3 separate regions of the Mus musculus genome follow, and regions 1 and 2 are each linked to region 3. Evidence: chromatin loops called from intact Hi-C (ENCODE). Cell type or tissue: heart. All regions are shown on one strand.

Region 1 (8,000 bases), 60 kb after region 3:
CATTTTGAGTTAGCTAACTGTGCAGAGTGTGAGGCTGAACTCTGACCACTCACAGTGGGGCACGGGAGCCCTTACATCAGGAGTAAAAACCCAACAGAATCCCCACTGTGTGAGCTTGCCTGCTTGACTTGGCGTGGCTATGCACCCTCCTGCAGAAGTAAACTTTGTGCCTTGCTAAAATGCTACAGATAACGTGGTATTTTGGGAGTGACCCCAGAACCATTTCTAACAGATTCTATATCTAAAATAATTCCAAATTACTTACACATTACACTGCCCTAAACCAAAGTTTCTGGACACAATTAAGTACCCTTTGTTGAATTAGTAATAATATGAGCCTTTGTCTGGAGAAAGTTATGACTCGGCCTCTAGAGAAGAGCAAGCTACCCAAATATAACAGAAACCATAACCACTGATTAGGCAATAGAGTGCTACTCTGTACCTGATTTGCTCCCGGAGTGAACAGTTTCCTACTGGACAGGCAAAGAGAAATCTTTTTACCTTACCAATGCCACATCTTGTCAGCATTTCAGCAGTCACACTACCAACTCCACCAACACCTACTATTGCTACAGCGTAGGTACGGATTTTCTGTGAAACACAAAACGGTACCTGTTAATACTGTTAGATTTGTCACTAGAAATTAGTCTCATTTCCCGAAATCAAGGTCATCATACCTTATAGTCACTGACAATTCCCATCCGTTTCAATGCCATCAGACGGCTTAAAGGAAAACAAAACAAATTTAGAGCATTTGCATTCTTGTTATTCATCTTTATTTTCATGCGGATGGGTGAGTTGCAGGTATATACATGCAGTACTGCAGGTATACATATGCAGTGGCTACAGAGGCCAGAGGCGGGTGGCAGATCACCTGGGACTAGAGTTATGCATGAACTGCCACGTCGGTGCTGGGGATCAAACCTGGGTCCTGTGAAGAGCAGCCAGTGCTCTCCAGCCTAAGCTTGCAATCTTTCAGCTAACAGTGATATGTATAGACAGGCTCCATCAAAGGAAACAATCACCAAAACTCAATCATTACTACTTCAAAAGAGGTGGAATCTAGGTGGACATGGTGGCATGTATCTGTAATCCTAGCACTTTAGAGGCTGAGGCAGGAGGATTAGGAATTCACAGCCAGCCTGGGAAACACAGCAAATCTGATGACTAGCTGAACTCAAAAGCTACCTTTTGCTAGGTAAATCACTAGGTTTAAAACCATGAATTCTCGTGTTACCTGTGAAACTGTATTGTTCTTCTAAAATACCTTCTTTATCTTAACGTGTAGTCAAGGTCTACACCTAATGGTTTAAATGGTAAAGATCAAAGGGAAATGGCATTGTTTTCCCTTGTTTTGTTAGTATATAAAGACAATGAAATAAGCTCACGGCCTCTGCCCAAAAGGAAGGATATCTGCATTGGGGAATATCTGTTGTCTGCCAAGGATTCTAAGAAGCAGTACTCATCTGCTCTATTATTGTGTATAAGTGTGTATTTATGTGTGCACACGTGCACACTGTGGTATATACCTATATAACACATTAAAGTTTTTGTGTGTTTGATCTTTACTGCACACATGGACCTGTGGTTGTTAGACATCTGTCAGCAGCCCTCTGGTTAACCCCGCCTCTCCACTTTAACCCTATGTGACCCTATTTAGAGCTGCACACACTATTCTAGTATTTTCACTTCTTGCTTCTCAGTCTTCTGAAGTCTTCACTCTTAAATGTCCATCACAGATGCACAAACACTTCCTGTCTCAGTAGCCATTGTCCTTTTGATTAGATCCTAACTGTTCACTGCTGGGTGGGTATTTTAGCAGTTCCCCTTCTTTCACAACCTTGACTCCTCAGGCAGCAACTGCATCTTCCTTATGCCTAATCTCCTACATGTTTGCACTCACTCAACCTAACTCCAGCAGTTCTCAGAAATGTCTACGTACACTCACATGCAGGCGTTACCAACTTCACCACCCAAGAGTGTCTCTAGACCCATAGCCCACAGAGTCCTCTTTCTGGAACTTTACCTACGTTTAAAACTACCCAGGTTTTAGCCTCACTGCTTATAGCCTTAGAGACTTGCTGGGGAGGGACCTAATGCCACAGATTCTATTGTATACTGCAGTCCATCTAAAATAGCTCCCTACACTTTTCTCACCTCCAGGATGAGAGAAAATGATCAGCAATCCCCTAGGACCGTGGTGAGAAGAAACATACATGTAACGGGAGGTCTAACAGCATGCTGCCGACTGTGGTCGTCTACGAGGTTTGCCATGCACGACTGCTGTTCTAAGAACTGCACATAAACTGCTTCAGTCTTCAGAACTATGGCGGAAACAGGCGTTCCTGTGGCCCCACTTACAGGGAACAATCTCACCCAGAAGTTCAGCAGCTGTTAGAAACCGTTCTAAGTTACTGACTACTCAGTAAGCTGAGAAGTGAAGCCACTCAATCTTCTAAGCCCATTTAAGGAGAGCAAAGAGGAGGGGTCAGGAGCCCTGGCAAAGCCAATATTCAGGGATATTCGTGAGCACCCTAGTAACTAACTCTCCCTCACCCTGCTCCATCTAAGTTACACCAAGAGGCATTTAGGAAACGGTGCTCTATCCTCGGCGACTTTACATGAGATATTATACTCTGACAGAGCTTTCTATGCATCAGCCGATGCAGAGCCAGGTAGACTAATAAAGATAATGGTGACAGGAAACTGGGTACAGGACAGCAGGCAGAAGAGCTCCACCATATGGATGGATGGCTTGGATTGTTTGTTTTTTTTTAATAAAATGTTATTTTCCTTCCTTGCAGAAAAAAAGGGGTCTCACTACACAGCCCAAAGTGGCCTACAACTCCTGTAGCCCAGACTGACCTGGACCTCACGACAACCCCCTCTACCTCACCCTCCCGAATGCTACGATGAATCGTGAGCCAACTCGCTTGGTGAAGAATATCTTCTGACTAGCATAAGACATGGCCTTGCCCATCTGGGAACTGGACCTCCACAGCAGGAAAGGAGCGGCAGGAGGCCGGCTGAATCCCTCGCGCGGAGCGTGGCCCTGCCCGCCCCGTCATGGATCACCTGTAGGGATTGGAATCCAACACCTCGTCGCTCATCTCCTGGATGCGGGTCCGGCCGCAGTGGCCGTCCCCTCCAGAGCGCCGGGTTCTCTCCCGGGCGAGTTCCTGCTCCAGCTCCTCAACCCGCTGTCGCAGCCGCTCCACCGAGTCGGCCATGGCTGGGCTCCCGGTGGCCTCCGATCCCAGGCCGGACCGCCGCCGTCGCCGTCGTCGCCGCCTCCCCACGCTGCCTCGCTGGGCCCACGAAGCGCAGGAGGAACAGACACAGCCTTCCAGGTCCAGACACCGGCGAAGCGGCTCCAAGGCTCCCAGTAAGACACGTCTCCGGCACGCCCACCGGGCTTCCGGCGTGCCACTTCCGGTGCGCCGCCGCCATCGCTCCGCTCGGTAAAAAAAAAAAAAAAATAATAATAATAAATAAAAACACTCCTCAAAACACTTAGCTTTCTTCTCTAGAACCAAGACCCAGGTCTCAGCAGAGCCAGCATCATATGTGTCCAGATCAAGTCGACGGCCATTCCGTCTTTCCTATCTAGGAGGCCATGAGAAACACCAGGGTCTTTTAATGCAGGCTCAAGGTTCTGGCGGACTCTCTTCTTGCACGGACCGCACAGGTCTTCCGCTGGCGCGTCCTTAGTCTAGGGTGACAGCTGTTTGTCTTCATTCGCCAGAGTCACGTTTGCGACCTTGTTTTTCTATAAGACTGAGGACTCCAGCTCTGACGCTGAGGGTAAATTCTAAGTCTGGTCCCACAACAGGCAATTCTTTTATTTCTCCACCAGACTCCGAGTCCCAGACTCCGCCTCCCACATGGCTTTGCAGCAACACTGCCCAGAGTCCCGGTGATTGGCTTCTCCTAAGCCCCGCCCGACCACGCCCCCCCCCCCCCCCCCCCAAGTGCCGGTCTCCTTTCTGCCTTGGCGCAACCTCCGTACAGTCTGTGGATTCCTCGGTGACAACAGTGGCGGTCATGGAGACGGATGTCACCAGTGACACCGTGGAAGTGCTACCCCAGCACAAGTTCGACCTCAGGTCCCTGGAGGCCTACCTGAATCAGCACTTGCCGGGCTTTGGGTCAGATTCCCGGGCTGTGCTGACTGTTACTCAATACAGGTATCAACCATAGCCTTTGCCTCCTGGGAACATGTCTGTGCTTGGTGCTTCGCTTCCTTTGGCCCTGGGTGGGTGTCTCATTTGCCCGGTCGGGATTTCTTTCCCTGCAAGGATGCTTCCTGGATAATTTGTACTCGAATCCCAGGCTAGTCTGAATTAGAGGGCAGGAGCAGAGGTGCAGTATCCATTATGCAGTGCAGTCTTGTTAAGGACTAAAATTATGTGTCTAATTCACCGAGAGTGTTGCGGCTGAACACTCTTGAATTCCTAATAGATATCTTCTGTGACCTTCTGTGCTACAATCTAAAGATCAGTTTCTGAGGGGCTGGTGCCATTTTGTTTAATTGACCTTAGTCACCTGGGGCTAGGTTAATAATACCAGCTAAAATATACCAATTCGATTCTAGACATTCCACTTCACTGTTTTTAGCACCACTTAAGGCCTAAGTTCTTGAAGCAAGGGAATTAAACGGGAGGAGGTGACTCCAAGAATACCTTTCCCCACTGACAAGTGAATCTGGTTTTAGTCTGGTGTTTTGTAAATAGAGAGGGTATTTTTTGTTTGGTTTTTGATTTTTGTTTTTTTTTTACTTTTATACAGTTCCAGTATAAAACCATTTCATATGGTTTCAGTAAACTGTGCCTGGCCTTTCTATCTGGGGATTTAACTGTAACATAAATTCAGAGATCAAAGTTCCTTTCCTGTAATATTTGCCTGTATCCATTAGTCTTGATAAAGAAATGAAGTGATTTAGGTGAAAGGACTTAAGCATTGAAATATCCGTGGAGAGGTGGAATAAGTAATAGTTGACACTTCTAAACTTAATACTTTGTGTTGTAAACAGACTGAAGCAGGTCAAAGTTCACATTTCAGTGATTAGTTCACTCTGTGGAATTTGGCCAGCTTATTGTCCTGCTTTCAGATAAAGGTTATATATGTTCACATTACTGTGGTCCTGTGCAGACTTAAAATAATTCTGAATTAAGTTGATGTTCACCAAAATCATGCTCAATACATGAAATTAGTTGTGATACAAAAAAAAGTACTTCTGAAGTCAAACCTAGGGCTACATGGCTTTAATCCCAACAATCTAAAGATCCCTGGAGATTGGAGGCTGAGGAAAAATGATTGTGAATTTGAGGCCAGTCTGGGCTATGTAGCAATCCTTGGTTTCAAACACTATTTTTCCAGGAATGTTATATAATCTTGATTTAACATAGATGTACATATTCAACAGAGAAAACACATTCATTTTCAGGACATATGAAAAATTATAAAAATAAAAGTAGATAGATAGAAAGAGAGAGAAATAGTAAGGCCACAAAAATCTCAAAGGAATCTTTTAAAAGTTTAGACCAGTTCTATGGCTTATCAGGTAAAGGCACCTGCTGCTGAGCCTGACAACCTGAGACAACCCCCTGGAAACTACATTGTGGAAAGAGAGAGACAGATCCTGCATGTTGTCCTCTGACCCCCACACGTGTGCCACCAAATAAATAAATATAAAGGGGGAAAACACACATTTTGACAATATAAATGCAACTTTTTAATAGGATTAAAACAGCAAAGAAATGCTATCCAGAAACGACTTGTTTTGTGTGTTGAAAAGCCAAGAGCAACATAGGTAATAGTTTGTTAAACTTAAGAGTACAAATCACTTGCATTTCTATATCTTAGCAACAGTTGAAAAATGACACCCAAAAGCTCTAATAAAAACATCCCAAAACATTACCTAATAGAAGGTGTTCAAGACCTTTGTATAGAACATAAAAAAAAACCTCATTAGCAGTTTTTAAAGAACCTTAGAAGTCACATACATGAGCAGGAAAAGTCAGGATTGAAAAATTTTGCTCTTTGTTCCAACTGATCTATAGATTCAAAGCAATGTTAATCAAAATTCTGGTTTTTTTCTCTAATTTGAAAAAACCTGCTTCTAAATTTTATGTGAAACCAAAAGGTTAACAGAAACATTCCAAACAAAACAAACAAACAAAAAAACTGAGTGGGAAATCTTGTCGAAGACCCTCTGGGCCCCTTTGTCTGAACAGGTCTCTAGTCACGGGTGGACAAAGCGTAGGATGAATTGACAGACAGACACACACAGGAGAGGTCGTGTGGAATCTGCATGTATTTTTCAAATCGAGCATCAGACTTTTTATGCAGAAGACAATAAGGAAGTTGGGTGACATATTCGCAAGGTACAAATGAGGTAACCGGAATCTTACATAAAACAGAAGAATGCAAACACAAAAGGTCTAACGAGAACCACCTAGGATAGAATTCATTGTTAACAACTGGGATCAAAAAGGGCTCCACCTAAGATTCACTTAATCTTAGAAGCCAGGGTCAAGGGCTTCATGCCCTTGCCATAGTTCCTATTTTAGTCTATTGTATAGTCCACCTTCCCCTTAGGCCGTTGTAAATACGTGTGTATGGGTGTAACTCAGCTATAGTCTTAGAAGCCAGGTGTGAGGTCTTTACTCTCTTAGGGCTAGGGCTTTCACACCCAAGTCATGGTTCTAACTAGGGAGTTCCGTTCTAGCTAACCATCTCATGAATAATGCAATACTCTAAAACCACAGCCCGATCTACTTCCTAAACCATTGTAAATTCCTGTATATGGGAGCACTTGGCTTTTATTGATAGTGTAATACCAGAGGCTATTCTGAATGTCACTGTCTAGCTCAAGGACGTTCTAGGACTGTTGGAACACTGGCGGAAGGCTTTAGCTATGTCAGAATTCAATCTTAAAAGGCACTTATAATAAAGAGAGCACGTGGATCCATCCACTAGACTAACGTGGGAATGGAAAATTTAGAGAGCACGTCAGACTCCAGGAGCGAGTTTCTGTGAAACTCTTTTTGCTTCATGAGCAGCTTTTAGGCATCCCTGCCCGACAGGCTGACTCAACCAGAGTGCCGTGGCAAAATCTGAATTAAAATGACAGATATGTTAATGAGATAGAGAGTTCACAAAATACCCGTAGAACTTATTTGACAGTGCTTACACTTAGAACCAACTTGGGGGAAATTGGAAGATCCACAGGTAAAAGATGACATGAGCCTGTGGTGGAATAATTACCCCTATGAAATACAACTTTCTGTAAGGAAATTGCCAAGCAGGCTGTGGGCCTGCCTCAGTAAGTGGAGTGCCCCCAAGCATGCATGAAACTAGGGTCAATCCCCAGGGCCATATAAACCAGGAATAGTTTGTGATGGTATGTGTCATTTTAGCACTTGGGAGATAGAGGTAATAATATTAGAAGCTCAAAGTTGTCCTTGAACAACTTCACAAAATTGTTCTCTAATTTCCTTATGCATATGGTGGTATGCATGTTCACACATGTGCACACACTATATGTGTGTGTAGGTGTGTATGTGTAAATACATATATGTATTATGTGTATGCATACACACATATACACATAAATATATGCATATATGTACACATATATATATATACACATATATATAATCCCCAGCATTGGTTAGGATATGAAACATTAAGTCTTATTAAGGTATAGGTCTGTATAGTAACCATTTACCAACACTTGACATTATCCTGTAAAACTGAGATCAGAAAGATATGTGTGTCTCTTGCCTCAGAAATATTTTCCTTTTTTTTTCCCATTTAGAAGCATTTATTTTCAGATGAGGAAATTGAGATCTAGGCAGAATAAACACTTGCTCAAGGTCACTCTACATGTGGATAAAATGGATGTTCTTAGTTATTCAGACACACATGGACTGTTCCAATACCTCCATTTTATTTGTTAAGAATGAGGAGATGTGGCAAGTTGAATAAATGCATGC
Region 2 (8,000 bases), 800 kb before region 3:
TCTGTTTGTTATACAGAATATGTTCTACGTAAAATGAAGCTACACAAAAGGTACCTACATCTTCAGACTACTCCATCCAAGAAGGTTCTTCCTTGACAAGCCACAGTGCCCCAGTAAGCTTTGTTAACTTGACACAGCTTCCAGCCATGCAAGAGAAGCCTCAACAGAAGTCCCTCCATGAGACTGGCCTGTGTGCATGTCTATGGGTCATTTTCTTGAGTCCAATGTGGGAGGCGCCATGTTTAGGCAGGTAGTCCGGAGCTATGAAGAAATCTAGCTAAGTGAACTGAAGAGTGAACCAGCAAGCAGCATTTCTGCATGGCTTCTGCTGCCAGGACCCTGCCCTGAATTCCCTTAACAATGAACTACATCCCGGGAGTGTAAACAGATTAAATCCTTTCCTCCCCAAGTTGCTTTGGGTCAGCAACACACATGACAGTAGAACTTAGTAAAGAAGAGTGTCAGATTCTAGAACATTCCAGATACCTCTTACCCTGTTATTGTTGACTTTGTATATGGCAGAACTATCGGTAATGGAAGTCTGTGTGTCTCTGTACTGGCCAGTTAGCAACTGTAAACAAAACAAAACCAAGACAGACAAATCAGGGTAAGCGAGTTACAATAACACTGAATGCAATGTAAAAAATGACATTTTCATTCTGTGGAGAGTAAGGTCAAATGAACGAATGCTACTTGAAACAGCTGAAAACGATCATACTGCTTTATTTTTAACTTGTAGAATAGTGATTAATTACAGCCGGGCAGTGATGGCACACGCCTTTAATCCCAGCACTCGGGAAGCAGAGGCAGGCGGATTTTTGAGTTCGAGGCCAGCCTGGTCTACAGAGTGAGTTCCAGGACAGCCAGGGCTACACAGAGAAACCCTGTCTCGAAAAACCAAATAATAATAATAATTAATTACAAGCTTTATTCCTTCTTTTTGCAGTGCCATCAGAAAGTGGCACCCTGGGCCCAACATTATTAGTATTATTTTTAAACAACAGCAAGGGGCCAAATTACTGACCTGTAAAGATTTTAGGCACCAAAACCAACTCAAGGCCTCAGGAGATGTTCAGTGGACATAACACTTCCTGTGTAACCTTGATGACCTAAGTTCAGCCCCTCTGAACCCACATAAACCCAGATCTAGTAGTACACACATTCACAAGCCCAGTACTCCTATGGGGAAAATGGGAGGGAGACAGGACAATCTCCAGAAATTCATACTAGCTTGCCTGGCACAGCAATGAGAGAAGACCAACACTTCTGGTCCTCTGACCTCCACAGATGTGCCAAGGCTCACACGTACCAGCCCTTACACACATGAATGAACACACACACACAATTAAAATAATAATAGCTATTACTACTACTACTACTACTATTATTATTATTTATACCCTCCAAAGGAAGAGGGTAAATTCTCCATAGTAAAACATGTTCAGTTAAAATACACTGGCTTACATAAAACTAAGTGTTAGTAAAGGGAGGCCTCTCTAGCTTAAGACTGTCGAAGGAGGGTAATTTTTGTCATGATTGTGATAATGCTGGATTGCTCAGAACTAGCCATGCTGGGACTATTTTAAGTCACAGAAATCAGCAAAAGTTATTGGGCTTCCTTTATCCTTTATTGATTGTTTAAAGAAAGAATAAGAACGCAAGCTACACTTAAGAATATATGTCTATCCAGGCAGTGGTGGCACAGGCCTTTAATCCCAGCACTTAGGAGGCAGAGGCAGGTGGATTTCTGAGTTCAAGACCAGCCTGGTCTACAGAGTGAGTTCCAGGACAGCCAGGGCTATACAGAGAAACCCTGTCTGGAAAAAAACAAAATCAAACAAACAAACAAAAAAATGTATGTCCATAACCATTATATTCTGAGTAGCCCAAGAAACTGGTAATGCATTTTTTAACAGGTGTATGTACACTGAAGGTTGGTTGATGTCGGGAGTCCTTAATCTTTCTCCACCTTATTTATTTACTGTTTTTGCTTTTTTTTTTTTTTTTTTTTCCCTGACATAGGGTTTCTCTGTGCAGCTCTGGCTGTCCTGGAACTCATTCTACAGACCAAGCTGGCCTCAAACTTGAAGAGATCCTCCTACTTCTGCCTCCCAAGTGTTGGCTTTAAAGGCATGGACCACCACCACACAGCCAGCCACCTTTTGTGAGGCTGTGGTCTCTCACTGAACCCGGGGAGAAAACCAACTAGCATGGGTGGTGGTGAGCCAAGGAATTCCAGGGATCCATACCTCCTAGGCCCTGGGATTGCTGACAAGAACTTCTGGACCTGGCTTTCACGTATGTGCCACCGATCCAAACTCAGACCCTCATTTTTTTGCCAGGCAAGAAAACAGACTGAGTCACCTCCCCATCCCCAGACCACGTATTCTAACAGCATCGTGTGTGTATGTGTGTGTGTGTGTGTGTGTGTGTGTGTTTTTACAGGTTTTCCTAGAGTCTTTTTTATATAACTCCCAGGGGGCTGGAGAGATAGCTCAGTGGTTAAGAGCACCGACTGCTCTTCCGAAGGTCCTGAGTTCAAATCCCAGCAACCACATGGTGGCTCACAACCATCTGTAATGAGATCTGACTCCCTCTTCTGGTGCATCTGAAGACAGCTACAGTGTACTTAGATATAATAATAAATAAATCTTAAAAAAAAAAAAAGAATTAACTCCCAGGGCTGGAGACTCAACTAAGTTGGATAAGATCCCATCCTGCTTCTAGCAAAGGGACCTGAATTCAATTCCCAGCACCCACATCAGGCAGCTTTGAAGACCGACTCTACAAAATCTGACACATCTGGCCTCTACAGGTACAGGCACTCATGTGCATATACCCACACACATACATATAATTAAAAAGAAAAAAAAATATTTTTAAAAACATGTCCTAAACTTGCTGTACCAAATAAACTGCAAGATGACAGGGCTACGGAAATGCCTTACCCATCCCTCTTAAGTCTAACCGAGGTGAAAATCAAAGCATTACCCTGACAAACAGCAACGTTTTCCCAGAGTCACAGAGACCAACGAAGAGAACAGCTCTCTGACTGCTCTTTCGGCTCCAGATGAACTTCCAGAACACTGCAGAGAAGAGAAAGGCAGCCTTCATTTTCTAAAGACATTATTAGTAGGCATTTACGACAAAAAAACAAAGCGTCCATCTGGACTACTTTCATTGTCACACGGATTAGAGTCAGTTTTGTTAGGAACTCACGGAGCGCCAGCCACTATCAACTGTAAACCTTTTCACGTCTATTTCCCTCATCCAAATGTGGAGACTAAAAGTATACACAGAATGATGGATCTGGGAAAAATTAGTGGCTTGCTACATTTGATTGGTGGATTTCTACTCTACCTTAGTACCCCAGTATCTCAGAGCCCAGTTCAGACACAAGTGGCTCAAAGTTGGAATGAACGATGGCGGCCGCAGCGCTCAAGCGCACAGGGCCGCCTCATGTAAGTCCTGTCCCAAGACCCAGGTCACTTCAGCGTCCCCTTTCCACACTGCTGGGTCTGGAAGACGAGTAGTAGAAGAGGGAACGCAGCCGTCCGCCTCCCTGGCCTGCGGCGCCGAGCCACCCTGCCCTCGCCGTGAATGCCGGCCGCCTCACCCAGCGTCAGCAGCACCGCCAGGAGAGCCACCGCCACGGAGAGCAGCGTCGGATCCCTCTGCTGCAGCTCCTGTCGTAAGGAGTCGAGGTAAGGCTGGAAGGCGCCACCGGCGCCATCGCCAACTCGCCGGGTGTTCGCCGAAGCCATGAAAGAGGTGTGTAGTCTTCCCGGGCCGCCAAAGTTACGTGGCTCTAGGCTCCACGCCGTGGTGGGGCGCGGGGCATCACGGGAGTTGTAGTCCCTTAGGGGTATCTCGGCTAAGTGCCTGATGGGAGTTGGAGTTTTTTGGTTTCTACAACCCAGTTAGCGAGTGTATTCATATCGGCATGCTTTGAGACATGTATAGCTTTGTGGAATTTTTTTTCTTTGCATTTTAATTTTTTATCTTTGGAGAATTTCATAAATGAATATGATGTCTTTTGGTCAAACCCACCCCTCTACTCCCATTTCATTTCGATTTTTGAAAGAATGATGACTTTTAGCAAAATTAACGGCTACAAAACTTCATTTGAGGGTGAGGATTTCTACTCGGCCGTTACATGGGATGAAATTTATGAGAGATTTTACCACAGTATGATGTGACCGAAGATGTGATGGAGTCACAGAGAATCCACAAAGACACATCAAGTCCTTTATGAGGTCAGAGAAAAGTAGCTAGAGATGGACCTGAATCTTGGAGGATGCATTAACCTATACCGGCAACTAAAGAAAACAGAAAAAGACGCACGGAAGAGAAGCTTGAGTAAAAGCCAATGACATGTGGGAAACTCGGGAATTCTGTGTCCTGCATTGACACGTCCAGCACGGAAAAAAATGACTGCATTTTAAAAAGCAATCAGGAAAATCAGTGCTCGGGAGGATGTGGAGGTGTCGACGATAGATTGATCATTCCCACCCAAAGGAAGCAGGCCTACTCAACCAGGTAGGCCATTTGAGAGGCCCAGAGTAGACAACATTTTTCAGTTTCTCAAGAGGACTTATTTATAAAAGATCTTCATGGGAACTCTTCTACTTAAGATTTCATCGGGTAATCGAAACATTTAAAAAAAAATGTGAGCTTCAATTTAAAAATATCTCTGCGAGTCAGAAGTGGCCAAGCCTCGAGGGCCATTTGCAGCCTCTGTCATTAAGTAGCTGTCATTATTTTAAAGTATTTAAGTACAGGTCTGCCTGGGAGATGACAGGAAAAGTCGATGTCACTTAAAGGCTAAACAAATTCATTAAAATGTCGCACTGCCACATAAAACCCCAACTCCTGCAGGTACCAGGAAGAGAGGAAATGAGACATTCCCTTCCTCTCTAGTGTGGCAGTGAGTGATTGGGTAGGAAATGAAACAAAGATGTTAAAGTTTGAGTTTGGAAGGTTCGCAATGTGATTTCGATTTCCATACATCCTCAAAAGGCAGAGGGCAGGTGAGAAGAAGCCCACTCGAGAGGGCCACTCCGTTGGCCTTACCATCGCCAGATACTGAGTCGCTGGCTACAGGCTATGTATAAGAATGATTAGATTGTCCATGGAAGCAAAAGTGGCAGAAAGGCAGCTGGAAAAGTTTGTAGGAATCAGACCTGGGAGTGGTTTTGTGTGCTATGCTGAAGAACTCAGAGTTTACTCATAGTATAACAATAAGCTGAAGGTGACATGGATAATTGGCAGATCTGTGGAGAACTGTGACTGGAGAGAGAAAAGACTGAGGCTGGGGGAATCAATGGGAGTCTCTTGTCGTATTTAGGCAAAAGATACTTGGAGTCTAACACAGGATAAAAGTGTGAAATCCGGGGCTAGAGAGATGGCTCAGTGGTTAAGAGCACTGGTTGCTCTTCCAGAGGTCCTGAGTTCAGTTCCCAGCAACCACATCAGGTGGCTCACAGCCATCTGTAATGGGATCTGATGCCCTCTTCTGGTGTGTCTGCAGACAGCTACAGTGTGCTCACATACATTAAATAAATAAATAAACAAACAAACACTGAAAGTGTGAAATACAGGGTAAAATTTCTGAGATATTTAGAAGTTAAAATATGTAGGTTGTAATGACTATAAAATATATAGTTGCTGTTGTTCTATTACTGTGAAAAGACACCATGACCAATACAGAAGAAAGCATTTAATTGGGAGCTTTTTTGTTTGTTTGTTTTTTTGAGACAGGGTTTCTCTGTGTAGCCCTGGCTGCCCTGGAACTCACTCCGTAGACCAGGCTGGCCTCGAACTCAGAAATCCACCTGCCTCTGCCTCCCGAGTGCTGGGATTAAAGGCATGCACCACCACCGCCTGGCAGAAGAAAGCATAGAAAGCATTTAATCGAGAGCTTCCTTATATTTCAGAGGCTGAGTTCATGAGTGTCGCAGTAGGGGATGTGGCAGCAGGCAGGCATGGCACTGACACAGTAGCTAAGAGCCTACATCCTGATTCAGAGGCAGAGAATAAGAAACTGGGCCTGGTGTGGGTGTTCAAAACTTCAAAGCTCACTCCAGTGACACACCTCCTCCAACAAGGCCACACCTCCTAATCCTTCCCAAACAGTTTCACCAACTGGGGACCAAGCGTTCAAATGTATGAAGCTATGGAGATGTTCTCATTCAAACCACAACACAGCCTAACCTACACAGTAAATTCCTTGGCTACATAGTGTGAGATTTTGTATCATCCTTTGTTTTGGTAAATCTCCATCCCAAATATACCCCGGCGATGAAAACACAACACAGTTAATATGAATACATGCTGTGCACCTAGGTTGGGCAGATCTACCACTACACTACCATCTTCCACATCTATGAGACCCCTTAGAACTTGCAGTTTCTCCAGGCCATGTGCTTCTGCTCTGCTTTTCTTCTTCCTCCTCCTCTACGTCCTCTCCCTCTTCCATTTTCTTCTTCTCTCTCCCACCTTTCACTCCACCTTCCCTTTTATCTGCCCAATCATCAGCTCTTCTTTATTTTACAAATTAAGGTGGGAAGCAGGTTTACAGGAAATCACCTGAGTGCTGACTCATTCCTTGTTCGCAGCCCCTCACAGGAGAATGGAATTAATATCAAATATAATTAGCCCCAGGGCTATTCACAACCATCCTTTCTAACAAAAAAAAAGTTGTTGGACGAAAGATTGTTGTCATCATATGTAAAAAGAAAATTGCGTACCTATATGTATACAAACACATACACAAAATAAAAATTAATATTTAAAAAATGACTTGAAGAGACATTTTTTCCCACATGTTGCAAACTATCAGGAGGAATGTGAAGTGTGCTTAATGTCTTTAGCCAGTGAGAAAATGAAAATGGAAACTGCTATGAGATACTACCTGATACTCATTAAGATAGTCACTATTAAAAAAGTCAGAAATATACCAAACAGTGCTGAGAGGAAAGGGAAATCTGTTACACTGTTGGTGGGAATGTAGCTTACTACAGCCATTATGGAAGACAGCATAAAGGTTTCTTAAGTTAAACAAAAAAAGAACGGGTGGTAATGAACCCTGAAATCCTAAGTACTCGGGAGGTGAAGGCAGAAGGGTCAGGAGCTCAAGGGCATCATTGGCTGCACAGCAAGTTCGAGGCCAGTTTGGATAAAATGAGAACGTGTCTTAAAATGCACACACACACAAATACGGATGTTCGCATGCACCATTTGTGGGTTTAGGGACCCACAGAGGTCAGAAGAGGCATTGGATCCTCTGGAAATGGAATTAGAGAGATTTGTAAATATTTTATTTTAATGATGCATGTATGTGTAGGCGTGGGGGGTGTGTGTGTGAGTCTGTACATGTGAGGGTGCAGGCTGTGGGCTCTCATGTGAGTCCTGAGGTTTGTAAATGCTCTCAGATGCTGAGCCGCTTCTCTGGCCCTCCTCGGGTCTTCAATACTTTTTTATAAAAAAAGTATAACTTAAATTTTTAAAAATATTTTGTTTTAATTATGCATGTACGTATGGGCATGTGTGTCTGGATGACTTTGTGCCTGTGAGTGCAGTACCCAGAGAGTCCAAAGGAAGGTGTTGGATCCCATGAGTTTGAATTTCAGGTGGTTGCAATAGTGTAGATGCCAGGATCTGAATCCCCCACACCCTCTACAAAAGTGGCATATGTTCATAAGTGCTGAGTCATCTCTAAATTCTAAGAGCGGCTTGCCTAGTATATGTGAGGCACAGAAAAAAAGTTTTGAGGCAGGCAGTGGTGAAGCACGCCTTTAATCCCAGCACTCGGGAGGCAGAGGCAGATGGATTTCTGAGTTCGAGGCCAGCCTGCTCTACAAAGTGAGTTCCAGGGCAGCCAGGGCTACACAGAGAAACCCTGTCTCGAAAAACCAAAAAAAAGTTGCTGTGTCATCGTACTGTTGATGGGCCCTAGAAAGTCCTGTTATGGATGCTCCCTCTAGGTTTGTCTGTTTGTT
Region 3 (8,000 bases):
GAGGGAGGAAGTGAAAAGGAGGAGGAGGGATGGAGTGGAAGGGAGGAGGAGAGAGTGAAAGGGAGGGGGAGGGAGGGGTGGAAGGGAGGAGGAGAGAGTGAAAGGGAGGGGGAGAGATAGGGTGGAAGGGAGGGGGAGGGAGAGGAGTGGAAGGGAGGGGTGGGGTGGAAGGGAGGGGGAGAGAGTAAAAGGGAGGAGGAGAGATGGGGTGGAAGGGAGGGGGGTGGGGTGGAAGGGAGAGGGATGGATGGGGTGGAAGGAAGGGGGAAAGAGTGAAAGGGAGGGGGAGGGAGGGGATGGAAGGGAGGGGGAGGGTGGGGTGGAAGGGAGGGAAGAAGGAAGGGTTTATTTTGGCTCAAAATTTGAGAGTACAGCCCCTCTCAGCAGGAAGGCCTTGTGGCCAGACTATGAGAAGGCTGCTCACATTTCATCTGTAGCTAGGAAACAGAGAGATGAGCCCAGGTGGACCAGTGGCTTTCTCCTGTGAACTCACTCTGGGACCCCAGCAAGTAGGATGGTAGTGCCCACAGGAGGACCAGAAGTCTAAGGTCATCCTTAGCTACAAAGAAAGGTTGAGACCAGTCTGGGCTGCAGGAGATTGTTTCGAGGGGAGGGGAGGGGGGAGGGGAGAGGAGAGAGGAGGGGGAGGGGAGGGGAGGGGAGGGGAGGGGAGGGGAGGGGAGGGGAGGGGAGGGGAGGGGAGGGGAGAGGAGAGGAGAGGAGAGGAGAGGAGAGGAGAGGAGAGGAGAGGAGAGAAGAGAAGAGAAGAGAAGAGAAGAGAAGAGAAGAGAAGAGAAGAGAAGAGAAGGAAGGAAAATCTAGAGAATGGTCCTCAAATCTCTGAAGGAACAGACCTCAGAAATCAGCAGCTAGAAAGGCTTTGAGAACCTAGGGCAGTCTTTTGGGTACTCTGATAGAGCAAATGTTTCCCTTTGGATCTCATGGTACTAACTGGAGAAATCAATATGTAATCCTTCAACTTAGGAGAGTCCAAAGGCTAGAAGGGTGTCTAAGAGGTCAGAGAAAACACGACCAGCTAATTTGAGGGAAGGAGTTCAGGGCATTTGTGGGGGTGGGGTGGGAGTTAAAACGGACCAGCATTCCCAGAGTTCCTTGGAGGAAAGGCTGTTTGCTTTGTGATAGATATGAAGGGTGAAAGATTGGATGTCAGCCATGACAGTGCTGACAGCAGACTATTCTCAGCCATCAGTCTCCACCGGCTAAAGAGAGCAGATGGCTAGATTAAGTAAAAGTTTGAAGTTCTAGCTCCAAGGTAACTTAGGACAACTCCCCAGGGCCGTCCCAGCTTCAAAAGTCTCTGCAGGGTTGGCTGAGGTCTTTGCTGGGAATGCTGCACAGAGCAACCTTGCACTGATTCCCCTGCCTTGCCCCAGGTACCTACCCAGCATTCTCTGGTAGACATCTTGCTTGCTTATCTACATCTCAGAGTTGGCTTTCCAAGAATCCTAGGGATGCCTGTGGATGGAGTGAGCCACCAAAGACTATCTTAGGTCAGCCCAAGGAGGCTCTGCATGGACTGATGCTTAAAATGCTACCAGATTTCTTACAGCTGGGGATGGAGTAAGCAAGCACTGGAATAAGATTATATCCCCCTTGGGTAATGAGGCTCCCGGTAATGAGGATGATGGCAGAGAGAGTGGCTGGCATTCGGAGACTGCCTAAGAAAAGGGCAAGTATAAAGATTACCAGCACCCAGCTCACAACAGTGTTGAGTCAAAGCCACTGCTCACTTTTCTGTCCCCTCTAACCTGGGGTACCAATCTGGGATGGGCAGGAAGATAAGTTAGCAGACCAAGGACAACTTGGAACAGTAGCACGCGTTCCCTTCCTGCAAACCCTGTACTTAACAATTTTCTTCCGTCTAGAATAGGGTCCCTGGCATCCTTATCGCCAGGCGTTATAAAACCTGAGCTTATCAAGGATGGGGGTGGGGGGAGAGAAGGGTCGCGGGGGTGGGGGGGTTCAAGTGGTGATGCTTCGAAGTTCTTTCCTGGCTGGCATTATTTATTACATGTTTCCTGAGAGACACACTAGGCACTGAACTGCCTCCAGAAAAGAGCCCTTTAGTCAGGACCACAGAAACAGTTGCGGCAGAGCGGGGGCAGATGGGTATGTGATCTAGTTCTTGCTCACTGAGACAAAGTTCACGCAGAGGGAGCAGAGCTTGTAGGTTTGGGCCTAGTCTGGAACCTTCCCTTCTGGATGTCCGGATCTCCTGGTACCGCCCAGCTTGCCCAGCTCAGTCCTGCCGCCTGCTCCTGCAAAGCAAGTTCTCAGGGCCGCCAGCTCCGTGATACCCATTCCTCTCCTCCCGAGTCTCATTTCTCTCAACCCTCCCTTGTCCAGCTCCTCTACTGGTCTCATTCAGAAGAGCACGCCCCCGCGTGTCTGGTCACGCCCCCAAAGCCTGGCTCCGCCCCACAGGACTCCTGGCCACTCCCCCTCTCGTTGTCCAGCCAGGACCACCTCTCCGACTCTCTGACTGGTTTTCTCTTTCTTCTGCTGCTGCCTTACGCCCCACTTACCGGGCTACGACCCTAAAATCTGGCCCGACACTCTCTCTGGGCACTGCTCTTCTCAACTGACCACACCTCCTCTCGCTGCTACGTCCCACCCCTCTCTGTTAGCCTTAACATCCCCAGCTTGCTCGGCCACGCCCCGAAAGTATGGCTCCGCCCCTTCTCAAGACGGCCACTCTTCTTCAACACCACGCCCCTCTAGTTGCCACGTTACGCCCTTCTCCCCAATCACCAGGCCCGGCTCACTTACTGCTCCGCTCTTCCCTCCAAACTCCGCCCTCTCCTCTACAGCACCTCGCCCCACCATCTAGGCCCCGCCCTTAAGGCCTGGCCACGCCCCGGCCACCTCCCTGCTCCTGGCCACGCTCCTCTCTGATTTTGGTTTCTCCCTGCGGCGCTCCGCCCCGCTTGACAGGCCCCGCCCTCCTGGTCCCGCCTCCTCCTGGCACCCAGCCGACTCTCAGCCTCAGCCGGCCGCGGGCATCATGGGCACAGCCTCGTCGCTGGTGAGTCCCACTGGCGGGGAGGTGATCGAGGACACGTACGGGGCAGGCGGCGGCGAGGCCTGCGAGATCCCGGTGGAAGTGAAACCCAAGGCCCGCCTGCTGCGCAGCTCGTTCCGCAGGGGCGCGGGAGCCGGGCCCGGGTCGCTGCCTCGCGCGGCAGGGGGCGGCGGGCTGCTGGGCGCCAGCTTCAAGTCCACCGGCTCGTCTGTGCCCGAGCTAGAGTATGCGGCGGCCGAGTTCGAGCGGCTCAAGAAAGAGTATGAGATCTTCCGGGTCAGCAAGAACCAGGAGTTGCTGTCCATGGGCCGCCGAGAGGCCAAGCTGGACACGGAGAACAAGCGGCTGCGGGCGGAGCTGCAGGTAACGCGGGACCGAGAGCGTCGCAAGCGGGAGGCTCTGAGGAAACTGAGACCCGAGCGCACCGCTCAGCCGCTTGGTGGCACCACCATCCTACCCCAGCTACAAACCAAGTTGTTTTCTAAATTGTGCAAAAGCTGCTCCTCCTTTATGTGGAATCATTATTTGAGTGTAAACTAATTTCTTATCAGCATCTTCCCCTGCCCCTTTCAATTTACGGTTCATTCATTAAGACACGTTGAATCAACCCAAGTCCTGAAGTCGAAAAATTTCTCAGAGCAACTACACACAAACTCCTCCCGGTTTTAGGTATCTCCAAAATGGAGTTCTTGGGTTAGTTTTCTTCGCGAAGTTCGGCAGATTCTGGGGTTTAATGATACGATAGGAATTTTTCTGGAAACCTCCTGATTTTATGGTTTTTAACTGTTGTGATTAAAAGTCTTCCCTGAGAGTACTCAAACTCTCTTAGTCCATTTAGTTAATGGACTAAACAGTTACTGCAATGCTATTGTAGGCCTTATAACAGATCGCCTTTGATTCATTCGGATACTAGGTAAAGCAGAACTTCTCGGAGTAAAAATATGGGACTATATGCCGTGGGTTCGGAGCCTCTCTGGTGGTCATTTGTTTATACCTTTCTTTTCTGTGAGAGGGATCTCTGACAGCCCAAGAGCTCCCGGCACATCAGAACTTAAATAAACATCACAGATTTTTTTGTAAAAGAAGGCTCCTTCCTTCTAGTAGGGCATCATTCCCATAAGCTATGAAGCCCTTCAGAATCTGCTGGGCTATTAGCATATTATCTGGGAAGCTGTTCTCACCCTCAGCTCCCTGCTCGCCTCACTTTCTACTGGGAGACCAATGTGCTTGCCCTTATAAAGTGGACTTGCGTGTCCCTCGTGTATGATGTCATGTATGTGCACCACTGCCCACTAAGAACCATGTGAATTGCAGGGAGAAGGGGTTAGCAGGATAAAGAGGCCAGTGCAGGGAGGACTGACAGACAGATGTCACAGATCACAGATCAGCAGTTCCAATTCCCTGTGAAACCTGTTGTTCCTTTCTTACCTGCATCATCGTGAGAAAACTCCCTCACATTTATTTCATTCAGCCATGTTGACATTTACTGGAGGCCTCTGATGGATCCAGACGGTGAATGGCTCAGGAGAAGAGTAAAATGATTAATATATAATGCCAAGGAGCACAGGAACCTTCATACGTACTATTCTTCAAGCTAAACCTTACAAATTGCGTGTCTTATTCTCTTAAAAACCCAAAGCATAGAAAAATCCTAGTGCTGGTGCAGTATTTCAAAGAAAAAGCATTAATTTCCGTTGAGAGCTCATTGCTGAAGAACCTGTTTACTAGGATTCAAAAATGTTTGCATTTTTTTCTATCTTGCTTGAAATCGTTGACACCATAGAAGTGCCTGGTAATTGATAAGAGAGTGAGTAGAGAGAGTAGAGATCCCAACATACGTAAACATGTATGTAAAAATGTAAAATGTGAACGAAAGGCCGTTTTTGTTAGGTGATAACAAGGTGAATCATTGCAGGCACTTCAGAAAACTTACCAGAAGATACTTCGGGAAAAAGAGGGTGCGTTAGAAGCAAAATACCAAGCCATGGAGAGAGCGGTCACATTTGAACATGACAGAGACAGGGTTAAAAGGCAATTCAAGGTAAATTCTTGATATTTCTTCCCATCCCCACCCTCCCCTAAGTGACATAGACTAAAAGCTAGTTTTCAAAAGTGTTTAGAGCCAAGTGTGGTGGCATATACCTTTACGCCCAGGACTCTGGATGCAGAGACAGACAGATCTCTGTGAGTTTGAGGCCAGCCTGGTCTAAAGAGTGAGGTCCAGAACAGCCCAAACTTCATAATGAGACCCTGTCTTGATTTAAAAAACAAAAAAAAAAAACAGCAACCAAAAAAACTTTTTTTCATCTGATATTTTGCGGAACATAGATAAATCAAGTAACAGCTGTGAAGCTCGTAGAGCTAGACCTACCAAACTTTTGGAAATGTTTGGGGATATTTTGTTTCGCATTTGGTATGAGGGAAACAAATGTGTCCCATGTCACACACACCCATGCTGTCAGACTTCCAGCAGGTTCCACTGCGAACAATAAAATGAGGGTCCGAAGAAGTATTTCTGTTACAGATGAGGAGACTGAGAACCAAATGTATTTTGACTTTATGAATAAATGTTTTTACCCCCCCCCCTGAAAACTTGGTGGCACAATTCTGTGATTACGGAAAAAACGTTTCAAAATTAAACTCTACCTTTTAAAAAGATTTTTAGGGAAACCAAAGAAAATGAAATTCAGGACTTACTGAGGGCCAAGCGAGAGTTGGAGAGCAAACTTCAGAGGCTGCAGGCTCAGGGGATCCAAGTGTTCGACCCTGGGGAGTCTGACTCGGATGACAACTGCACAGATGTCACTGGTGAGCTCATTTCGTGTCCCACTTTCCACAGAGCTGTATGGATGCTCGAGATGGTCAGTCATCCTTTTGCTCTCTGTGTGCAGGATTAGTGCTTACTCTGCTCTTACAAATGGGAGACCTTCTGTGTCTCTCTCAGCTGTCAGGACATCATCTCCTCTAAGTGTATGATGTCAGGAGCAACATTTTCTCTTGTTATTGTATTCTGCCATCCATCCTAGTCCATGGGGTGCTTGCATGCATGTTCACACTCATGTGTGAGCTCTTTCTCTTGTCTCTCTGTGTCTTTCTATCTGTCTCTCTGTCTGTGTTTGTGTGTCTCTCTCTGTATCTCTCTGTCTCTCTGTCTCTCTGTCTCTCTCTGTGCTGTCTGTCTCTTTCACCCCCTCACCCCACCCAAAGTACCTATTCTCCATTTTTCTCCAAAGGAAAAAAGAAGGTACAGTGTGCATGCTGTTTTTTCTTGTTGCTGTGACAAACTGCTTGGCAACAAACTACTTAAGAAGAAAGGTCTCGTTTCCGCTCACGGTTCAAAGGCCACACCCGTCACTGCAAGGCTGTCACAGCAGCAAGAGCATGAGGCAGCGGATCCCATTGCCTTTACAGTTAGGAAACGAGGATCCTGTGCTCAGCTTGCTTTCCCCTCTCCATACATACAGTTTGGGACCCCCAACCTGTCATGGAACAGGTCACTTTTAGGGTGGGTGTTGCTATCTCAATTAGCCTAGTCTAGAGATCCCTATCAATTTAACAGTCAAGATTAACCTGTGAGGTAGCTACAGGGTGAGGGGCACTTTCACCCAGGCCTGATGACCTTGAGTTGTATCCTGAGCCCCCACAAAGCTGCAGGAGACAGCTGATTCCTGAAGCCATCCTCTGACCTCCACACGAGGGCAACCACAGGTCCATGCCTATGCGCATGCACACACATTTGGAAAACTATTTAAAAAAATAGCATCACAGGTAGACAAACACCCTGCTTTTCTTGAAGGCACAATCTGAAATACAATTCCCTCTGCTCAAATGGCTCTGGCCAAAGCCCAACCTAGACTGCAAAGGGTAATCAATAGATAGGTAGATGTGTGTCAGCTAAAGTGTGTCACCTAAGGTGGGAAGGGGAGCTAGGCATCATGGAGTTATATTGTCCACAGATTGTTTCCCATATAGTGATGTCATCTATGCAACTTTGTAACAATTGTGGTCTCACTGTTTCCAACCTAGTTCAGTGAGTCACTCAAAAAGCTTTGGTTTTATAATAAACATATAAAACACTTTTCTATTAAAAGGTGATTAAAAAATCAAGAATTGAAGGCATTCTCCATGTTTCAAGAAAAAAAAGTCAACGGTGTTAATATGAGATAAAGGAAACGCTTCTTGTAGGTATAAGGAGAAATTGCTGTAGCCCTCCTATTTATAAGGGTTGGGTTCTAGTCTTACAAAGGGATGTTGTTGGGAGAAAGATACAGCAACTGGCAGTTCCCCCCTAGTTTTCATTATATTCTCATTGCATTGTGGCCACCATCTTGGGACTCTTACTACTAACATTTGAGAAAAAGATGCAATGATTCTGACTGGCCAAGAGCAGCTGCGAAAGTCCCTCCTGCTGCCACAGAGCCGGATGGATTGCTTCCATTTTGGTTGCTCAGATGCATCAAAGCTACTGTAGTTGTCTTGGCAAGTTAACAGAAACAAGTCGATGCTCCCTTTTTGGTCTTTCTCCTTGGTACATTGATTTAAACCTGAAGGACACAAGGTATCAGTGCCCTGTTGATCGGCTACCTTCAAAGTCCCTTCATAAGCCGGGAAGAATGCTATCCCCTGTGAATCTCAGCAATCAGGAGGTAGCGGCAGGTAGATCTGTGTGCATTTGCGGCCAGCCTGGTCTACATAGTGAGTTCCAAGAGAGCTAAGTCTCATGAAGAAAAGAAAAGTCCCTTCTCATTTTAATTGATACATACATGTCCAATTGCAGGTAGATTTTTAGAATTGTTTGTGTTGCCTTTAAAGTCCCTGATTTTGATTTTTTAAATAAATTTATTAATTTATTTATTTTGTGTATATGTATGTGTGCATGTGGGTAGGAGTGCATGTATGTGGACATCAGAAGCTAATCTGTGAGAAGCAATTCTCTCCTTCTACCAATTGCACTCCA

The links. Peaks named below come from ENCODE experiments on the same cell type or tissue, not always from the same donor. Only the 100,000 strongest peaks of a DNase experiment are listed, where the experiment ranks them.
Region 1: it touches region 3 in a loop (8-fold over the local background); 6 of 42 quality-filtered maps call a loop at or near these places.
Region 2: it touches region 3 in a loop (6-fold over the local background); 5 of 42 quality-filtered maps call a loop at or near these places.

Annotation. Positions count from the first base shown.
Region 1 is chr9:104,059,717-104,067,716 of GRCm38, forward strand. It overlaps Uba5 (ubiquitin-like modifier activating enzyme 5), which reads right to left and starts at 3,405. Exons shown (of 12, transcript NM_025692.3): 1 at 3,076-3,405; 2 at 678-723; 3 at 502-591. The coding sequence starts at 3,230. Acad11 (acyl-Coenzyme A dehydrogenase family, member 11) reads left to right here and starts at 4,008. Exons shown (of 20, transcript NM_175324.4): 1 at 4,008-4,187. The coding sequence starts at 4,045. In heart, no CTCF peak of the experiment used is centred here; DNase peaks (open chromatin) are centred at 3,385 and 3,925; H3K4me3 peaks cover 2,486 bases; H3K27ac peaks cover 1,584 bases.
Region 2 is chr9:103,198,296-103,206,295 of GRCm38, forward strand. It overlaps Srprb (signal recognition particle receptor, B subunit), which reads right to left and starts at 3,770. Exons shown (of 7, transcript NM_009275.4): 1 at 3,617-3,770; 2 at 2,992-3,086; 3 at 494-571. The coding sequence starts at 3,764. In heart, no CTCF peak of the experiment used is centred here; a DNase peak (open chromatin) is centred at 3,836; H3K4me3 peaks cover 1,484 bases; H3K27ac peaks cover 1,000 bases.
Region 3 is chr9:103,999,756-104,007,755 of GRCm38, forward strand. It overlaps Nphp3 (nephronophthisis 3 (adolescent)), which reads left to right and starts at 2,789. Exons shown (of 27, transcript NM_028721.3): 1 at 2,789-3,406; 2 at 4,959-5,084; 3 at 5,701-5,851. The coding sequence starts at 3,026. Gm33054 (predicted gene, 33054) reads right to left here and starts at 2,604. Exons shown (of 2, transcript NR_168653.1): 1 at 2,547-2,604; 2 at 2,005-2,279. In heart, CTCF peaks have their summits at 2,393 and 3,474 (motif pointing right); a DNase peak (open chromatin) is centred at 2,776; H3K4me3 peaks cover 2,712 bases; H3K27ac peaks cover 2,168 bases.